2 separate regions of the Mus musculus genome follow, and region 2 is linked to region 1. Evidence: chromatin contacts called from ENCODE Hi-C data. All regions are on one chromosome and are shown on one strand. The core of a region is the stretch at or near the end of the contact, and the rest is flanking DNA. Distances in the headings are between cores, read along the strand shown.

Region 1 (4,069 bases), core at 194-2,693:
TTAGCATCTCAGAACACAAGTGAGGACCACTGAAAGGGCCCCTCATGGACCACAGTAGGCTACTATCCTACCCTGCCTAGCACCTGGGCCAAGTTCTAGCCAGATGACAGTGGCCTAGTTTGAATTTAGGTGAATCCTCCCATCTCAGTACACTGCAGACTAGGATACTAGGAATTGGCCAAGGTTCTTGCTCTAACTTAGCCAAATGACCTGGTCACAAGCCAGGACTGGAAGGTCTCAGCTCTGAAGGTCATGGTGAGTGACACTGCAAGTACATCAGAGGCCCTGCCCAGCAGCAGATCCCAAAGAGCCAGCCGATATCCCCGGATCCAGTCCAAAGCAAGGCATCTACCATAATAATGAAAAAACCTTTATGCCCTAACCTCTCTGCTCAGTCTTTCCCTTTTACAGATAAGGAATCTGAAAAGAGTAAAAGTAACATATTGTCATGAAAGTTCTAATCTGTTTCCAAACACAGAAGTCTCAGTCCACAAGGATATGTGAAATCCTGGTGGCAGCTAGGTCAGGAGTTGGCAGAGGAAGGGCGTTTGTCCAACCTCGCTCGTAGTATGTATTAGAGGCTGTAGGAAAGCCTGGGTTCCTCGTGTCCTGATTTCGTCATACACTTACTTTAAGTGCTTGGCTCCAGGACCTACGTCTGCAACCCACCTCACACTACAAATATTGACTAAGGCCAGCCATATGCCAGGCACCGTGCTAGAGGATTGTTGAGCATTAGCCCTCAAAGGCTGGTATCACTCCTACCCTGCGGGGACCTACCTCTCTCCCAGGATGAAGATGATCCACGAAAATACCTGAAAAGAGCTGACAGGCCACGTGGAGGCAGGTTTTACCAGAAAGTCCCCCAGAAACTCAGACCCATTTCAAACCCACCTTCCTTCTTTTTAGAACTGGTATGAAAGCCGACCTCTAGTTTCCTCTAGTTATAAAACTATGAGGGAAGTGTGCATATATGCGTATATGTATTCCTGTGTGTGAGTGTGTGTGTGTATAGTTGTGTGGGTACTGTCAAGTTTGTGTATGTGTGCTGAAGGTAAGGCTGGCCTAGACACTGGGAGCTGAGAGTCTCTTGCTCTACTCGTCCCAACCACATTGTTATACTACATATCTCACAATCTAGTCTGACCTTTGTGTAAACCCTAAATCTAGAATCTGGTTAAGGCAAGAAATAAAGAGCTTCCAGAAAAACAGGGCCCCTGTTGGCCCTTCCAAGCTTAGATCACTCTTTCCTTTATGATTCAGTGTCTCTCCAAAGGAATTCTTTTTCCCAGAACTCCCTTCTCCTGAAAGGTTTTGAAAAAAAGAAACTATGCTTGATATAATGCAGCCATTATAGCCCCTTGGCCCATCTGGACCTCTCCCAAGGGAGGCTGATGCAAGAGGAGACTATGAGGTCCCTGCCAGTTTTCTCCAAACACGCTACCTGGGGGGAGGGGAGGAAATCCATGGGGACACATGGAAGCCATGAAGAGACCGGAAAAGAGCCTTACTCCCTTAAATCAGAAAGACCCAGCTTCCACCCGGCTTAGTCAAGAAGCTGAGGAGTGCCTAGCTAAACTTCATCCACTCAGAGGTATTGCTGTTTGCCACAAAAGCCAATATGAGACACTTCCAAGCCCCAGCAAGGCTCCCAAGTGAAGTCTCTACTGTTGAATAAGCAGAGGCCTGCTCCTGAGAAGTGAGGTACTGAGAAGTTTGGAAGAGTGAGGGCTGGGGAGATGGCAAAGCAGGTAACGAGCTTGCTGTGTGAGCCTGAGGGCCTGAGTTCAGATCCCATCACTCACTGAAAGACACGGAGACTGAAGGACGCCTGGGAATTTGTTCACCAGACAGGCTAGACAACTGTCGAGCTCCCAACTTGATAAGACCTTATCTTTGGAAGCAAGGAGACGATGAGCGATAGAGAAAGACAACAGATACCAACTTCTGTCCTCTACATGAGCATGGGAATCCCACACTTCCCCCCACCCACACACACACACACTCGAACACCAAAACTCAGATAAGACAGGGCAACTAGGGGAGGTAAGTGTGGGTGATGGGGACACAGGTTGAGTTTTTACAGCAATTTCCTTAGCAGATCTTGCTTCGATCCCACAGAGGTCGTGACTCTCAGAATGAAGACAGTCATTACTTCATCAAACGAGAGAAAACAAGATCTGAGTAAGAATTTGACCTATTTCAGGTCCCACCAGAAGGTAAGGACAAACCCTGGGACTTGACACTGATGTCTCACTCGTTACTCAATGGAAAATCACAGTAAGACCTTGTGTCTGTCTACCCTCTTCTTCATCCTATATTTGCTCTATCTCCCCATCTCCATGACTCCATCTTATAAACCAGCAATCCATCCTTCCCTCTCCATATGGGTCATCTTGTCACCATATCAGACATAAGGTGTATTTGGAGCTGTCTGTCCTATCCGCCTCTTCTACCACCTCCCATTGCTCTCAAAATAAACTCTGGCAAGGCTCTTCAGGAAATCGTGCCTATGTGTTCCCCACCCCCACCCCCTACCCCTGGGCCTGTCTTCACTTCCTTCCTCTGCTCAGGATGTCCTAACCAGAGAGTATAATTTCTTAGCATCTTCCACCTAGTCTTTGTTTTTCTTACAAGAACTATGGTACACAGACATTTAGTCATCATGAGCAGACTGCACCACACTCCTTCTTCACCCCCTTGTTCTAAGAAGTTCCTAAGACGTTGATCTAGGTCAGTAGATCAGTTCTCCCAAGAGCACCTTCTGTTTTTCTCCACCCTAGCAGCTCACCTTGCTCTACTGTAATTGTCTGTGTCTTCTCCACTCGACACGAAATCCCTCGATGTCAGAGAATGTCCTTGCCACTACTTAGCCCAAGAATATCAGACACACAGTTGGCACTCACAGTATGTGCTGAATGACAGGACAGAAGGAAAGAAGGACAAAATGAAGAATTCTTAATGAAGGCTGGGGAGAAGTGTTTGCACACAGATGAAGTGTTTGCAAGGCAAGCACAAAGACCGGAGTTCAATCCCCAGAGATACATACTTTTAAAAAGTCAGGTATGGTGGCGCACAGGTTTAATCTCACTCAATACTGGGGGTGTGGGAAGATTCCTGGGGTTCAATGGCCAAATACTTTGGGAACTTCAGAACAATAAGATGTCCTGTGTCAAAAACAATTAAAAATTATAAAAGGTGAGTGGTCCTTGAAGACCCAACCGCCAAGGTCATCCACTAGCACCCACCCACCTCCCCCACACACAACTTGAGGTGAGGGGAGAAAAGAGGGGAAGGAGGGAAGGGAAGAAGGGTAGGAGAGAGAGAGAGAGATAGAGAGAGAGATTCTCAATGAATTGTCTAAACTCAACCCAGGACCCTAGTGACTTCCATTAAAAAAAACCAGAAGTCTCTAAGCTAACACTCATCCCTAGCTGGATTTAGGCAGAAACTACATCTCACCCCCAACCTAGAACCTATTCATTTAGTATTTAGTAATCAGGAGAGTGCATGTGAGCGAATGTGTGAGTACATTTGTGTGTATGTGTGTGTATACACATATGTGTGACTAAGCCCTAAATGGAGACAATGCAAAGCTTATTTCCTTAAAATCAAAATACCTCCTGGATAAAACGTCAATTCCCTGACAGTGTTACTCCAGGGTCCCCAATGCTGCTTTCACCTCTCACAGGTTTCCCCTCAGAACAGTCATGATTCATTGCCCAAGCAGAAAATTTTAAAGGAAGAAAATATCCTCAAATGTCCAAGGAGCCTAGCTGAAGAGTCATGGTCTTAGAGATAGGAGAAAAGAAAGGAGAAGGTGGTGGGACTTAACAGTGCTCTGCCCAAATGTATATCCATCCATCCATCCATCCATCCATCCATCCATCCATCCCTCCATCCATATGCATCCCACCCACTCAAGCTGAGAGGACACCATCTTAGCCTTGTACTCAGCTCCTTGCAATGCCTAGAATCCCCAGACACATATTCACCCCCATGGTTCAATCCACATTTCGCTTCAGCTAGGAAAGATGGAGGGGGAAAAAAAACGCTTCCCATTCAAAGC
Region 2 (3,751 bases), core at 947-3,446, about 16 Mb before region 1:
AGGTGTTTTAACAAGGTCTTTCTTTAAAGACACCTGGCCTTTTCTTTGTTCAGGGACTTCTGGGTCTGTGAACTGACTCAAATCTGGAAACTGGTTGATGATGGGCTGGGATTTCCTACTGTATGATCCAATTATTTCATTTATTCCAAGGTTTTTCTGTTATACCAACTAGACACAAACTTAGCAGGCTTGGGACTAGAGATGGCTCAGCAGTTAGAGCACCAACTGCACTTGTTGCAGAGGACCTAGGTTCAGTTCCTAGTACTCACATGGGAACTCACAGCTGCCTGCATCTCCAGTTCCAGAGGATCCGATGGCTTCTGGCTTCTATATACAGTAGGCATGCACGTGGTACACATGCATCTATGCAGGGAAAACCTTCACGTATGGGAAATAAAATAGATTTTAAAATATTTTTAGGGCTGGAGAGATGGCTCAGCAGTCAAGAGGACTGTTCCCGAGTTCAGTTCCCAGCAACCACATAGTGACTCACAACCATCTGTAATGGGATCCGATGCCCTCTTCTGGTGTGTGTGAAAACAGCTACAGTGTACTCATATAAATAAAATAAATAAATCTAAATATATATATTTTTTAATGGCTGGACATGGTGGGGTATGCCTTTAATTCCAGTACTCAGGCAGAGGCAGAGGCAGAGGCAGAGGCAGAGGCAGAGGCAGAGGCAGAGGCAGAGGCAGAGGCAGAGGCAGAGGCAGAGGCAGAGGCAGAGGCAGAGGCAGAGGCAGAGGCAGGAAAATTTGAGTTTGAGACCAGCCTGGTCTATATAGCTAGTTTCAGGACAGCCTCTGCCGTAAAAAAAAAAAATTAACCATCACCAGCAACAAAAATCCTTAGCAGACTTCTTATCTATTTTATTCCTAAAGCACCATGACTGGTTGGCCAGTACCAAAGGGGCCATACTGGTTAGGCCATTATAGACCCTGCTTTGCCTGTGCCACCCATTACCATGGCTAACTACACTCACCTTGCCTTTGACATCTCAGTGCTGCTGCTGGCTCTGATACTACAGAGCCCAGTCAAGCCTACTACATTTAATTCAGTCGCGTGAGCAGCAGCAGCAGCAGCAGCAGCAGCAGCAGCAGCATTTCCAACCCTAGGGTCTGGAGATGCTGGCATCTCTCTTGCCACCCGATTAGCACCTTCTTACCCCTTATGGTTGATCTGGGGACCACCATGCTGGAAGCTGAGCTTGTACTCTCTGCAGGAGTGGTGTGGGCTGTTTGTGTGTGTGTTTGTTTGTTTGTTTGTTTTTGAGACAGGGTTTCTCTGTGTAGCCATGGCTGTCCTGGAACTCACTTTGTAGACCAGGCTGGCCTCGAACTCAGAAATCTGCCTGCCTCTGCCTCCCGAGTGCTGGGATTAAAGGCGCCACCACGCCCGGCATCATCACACACAAATGATGGGATGGGGGCATAGCATGTGCACGCCAGGCCACCTGTGTAGAGGTCAGAGGATAACTCTGTTGAGTCAATTCTCTTATACCCTTATGTGGGTACCTGGGATCAAAAGCACCTTTATCGGCTAAGCCATCTATCTGGTGTCCCTGTTATTTTTGAAGTTGTTCTTTTTCATCCACCCTTGTGAGGCCTGTGACGGCTGTAACTTTCTTGTTATCATTCCTTGCACTCTTTCCTCGTTTTGTGGATGTTTGGGATCAAGCACTTGCAACAATTTATGTTAGAGTCTGATGGTATTTACCTTATAATCCTCCAGGGCCATCTGGGTAGGCAGGGGGTTAACTCAGAACAAACCAATCATTTACTGTCCCAGTGTGCTAAGCTAGTAATTGCATGCGTTCTTAGATTACTTTTTATGAGTAGGCACACAAACACGTTTTTTTGTTTTTGTTTTTGGTTTTTTTGTTTTTTGTTTTTTTGTTTTTTTTGTTTTGTTTTCCTACCGCCCTTCCTCGACCCCCCTTTCACGGGCTTCTCGGACAGAACAGACACAAACAAAACGAAACACGCAGCCGGACGGAGCACTAGAGGCACGCCAGGGAATGGGAAGCGCCGCCGCCAACTCAGAAGCGGGCACCTAGGGGGCAAAACCTGGAACGCTCCAGGAGCACCTCGAGGCTTGCAAAAAGCAGAGCGCGTGCACACACCAGACGGGAAGGGTATGCAACCGCAATACCACCAGCCACATTCCCCGCCTCGGGGAAGAGGATCAAGTGAGACACGACCGAAGTGAACCACGTAAGGGCAACCGAGCGCCTGACGCGTCCACGAGGACCACGCACCCTTGCCTTCCACACACCACAGGCATACGGATGGGGAGGAGAGACCAGTGGCCCGCTGGCAGAACGAGAAGGGCAGAGCGGTCGCCATTCACAATGAATGACCATTCGCCATTCGCCGTGAATGTCCGTCCCTTGCCTGGCGCGGCTTAGGCCCCGCCCGAAGAGAACTCAGGAGCATCACATCGATCTACAAACATGTCTTTTTAAAAATTAATTTTTTACGAGTGTTTTGACTGTTGCCCAGGGAGGTCAGAAGAGGGTGTTAGATCCCCTCCTGAAACTGGAACTACAGACAGTTTTAAGCCACCACGTAGGTACTGGGAATTGAACCTTTGGAAGAGCAGTCAGTGCTCCTAACGTCTCTCCAGCTGCCTGTCTGGGGCTCTCTTTTACAGAGTTCAGGAGCGGGAAGGGTTTAGTTGTTAGGGGCTTGATTTCAAAGTTCTCTATCCTTATTGTGCATGTACCCTCAAGCAGTTAGGTCTGGCTCATTACTATCCATACTGGGAAGTATCAGGAATATGTCTGAATAGAAACTATCCAAATTTGATCACCCTTAAGAAGAGAAAACTTGTTTCATTGTTTGGGGTGGGGTACAGCTGGATGTAGGTGAAAGCGCTGGGTGGCTAACAATTTGCTAGGTACCTTATTCAGGGAGGGCATGTATACAGCTCAGTGAGCCCAAGTTGGGGTTTCATGTTGCTAGCAGGTCACTAGGTATAGTTTGGAGTGGGGTGTATATACACAATGCATGAAGGTAGAGTTCTCAGGCTGCCAAGTGCATTATTAGACTAGGGGTATGTACATAGCCAAGGCCAAGTGGAGTCCTAGGTGGCTAAACTATTCCCCATGCTTGCCTGCCTCACTTCTGTTTCTGTTTCTTTTTTCTTTTTTTCATCTAGAAAAGGTTTTTTCAAGTTTTTACTTTTAAACTGGCTGTGGTGGCACATAACTTTAATCCCATCACTTAGGAGGCAGAGGCGAGTACCTGCCGAGGACGATGTCAGACTCCCTGAAGCAGGAGTTACAGACCCTTATGAATCTCCAGAATGCCAGAAGGTTGGTTTTAGGACCCATATTGGGGTCCTCTGGCAGAGCAGGAAGTTAACTGCTGAGTCATTTCTCTAGCCAACCCCCACACCCGTATAATTCTTATTCTGAAAATAATATAGGTATAGTCTTTTTCTTTAGAAAGTGGCAATGTTCTTGATAAGCCTTGTGTGTTGGAAACTCATTTCCTGCAGAGGGCCGAGTTCAGTCAGGCAAGCTCAGAGCTAGGGGTAGCAGGAGGTGAAGAGGGAGGGGCCTGAAAAACACTTCCCCCAAATCAGATTTTCACATTTTGCTTTCCTGGGAGCAAGAACCTAGAACTCACCCCTAAAAAAGAATCAGGCCCCTGGTTATTTGGAGCGGGAGGGGAAAGTCGGCAACTGAGAGTGTCACATGATGCCTGACTTTTCTCAGCACAACCTGACCCCAAGACTGCAGGGC

The links. A loop is a pair of places that touch in the nucleus more often than their neighbours do.
Region 2: a loop to region 1 is called in a map of regulatory T cell, with 30 times the contacts of the local background. The contact joins two enhancer-like sites. A Hi-C loop is called at or near these places in 4 of 37 maps with a recorded cell type or tissue (T-helper 1 cell, T-helper 17 cell, T-helper 2 cell and 1 more).

Annotation. Positions count from the first base shown.
Region 1 is chr11:46,082,120-46,086,188 of GRCm38, reverse strand. The region is part of intron 3 of Adam19 (a disintegrin and metallopeptidase domain 19 (meltrin beta)); the gene reads right to left. Among named protein-coding and RNA genes, the nearest start is that of Mir8100, 18 kb to the left of the region's middle. Within about 2 kb of position 1,443, at least 2 of the 3 ENCODE cell types and tissues checked have a DNase peak (open chromatin) inside an H3K27ac peak, as active enhancers do.
Region 2 is chr11:62,559,190-62,562,940 of GRCm38, reverse strand. No RefSeq gene overlaps it. Among named protein-coding and RNA genes, the nearest start is that of Ubb, 9.9 kb to the right of the region's middle. Within about 2 kb of position 2,196, at least 1 of the 3 ENCODE cell types and tissues checked has a DNase peak (open chromatin) inside an H3K27ac peak, as active enhancers do.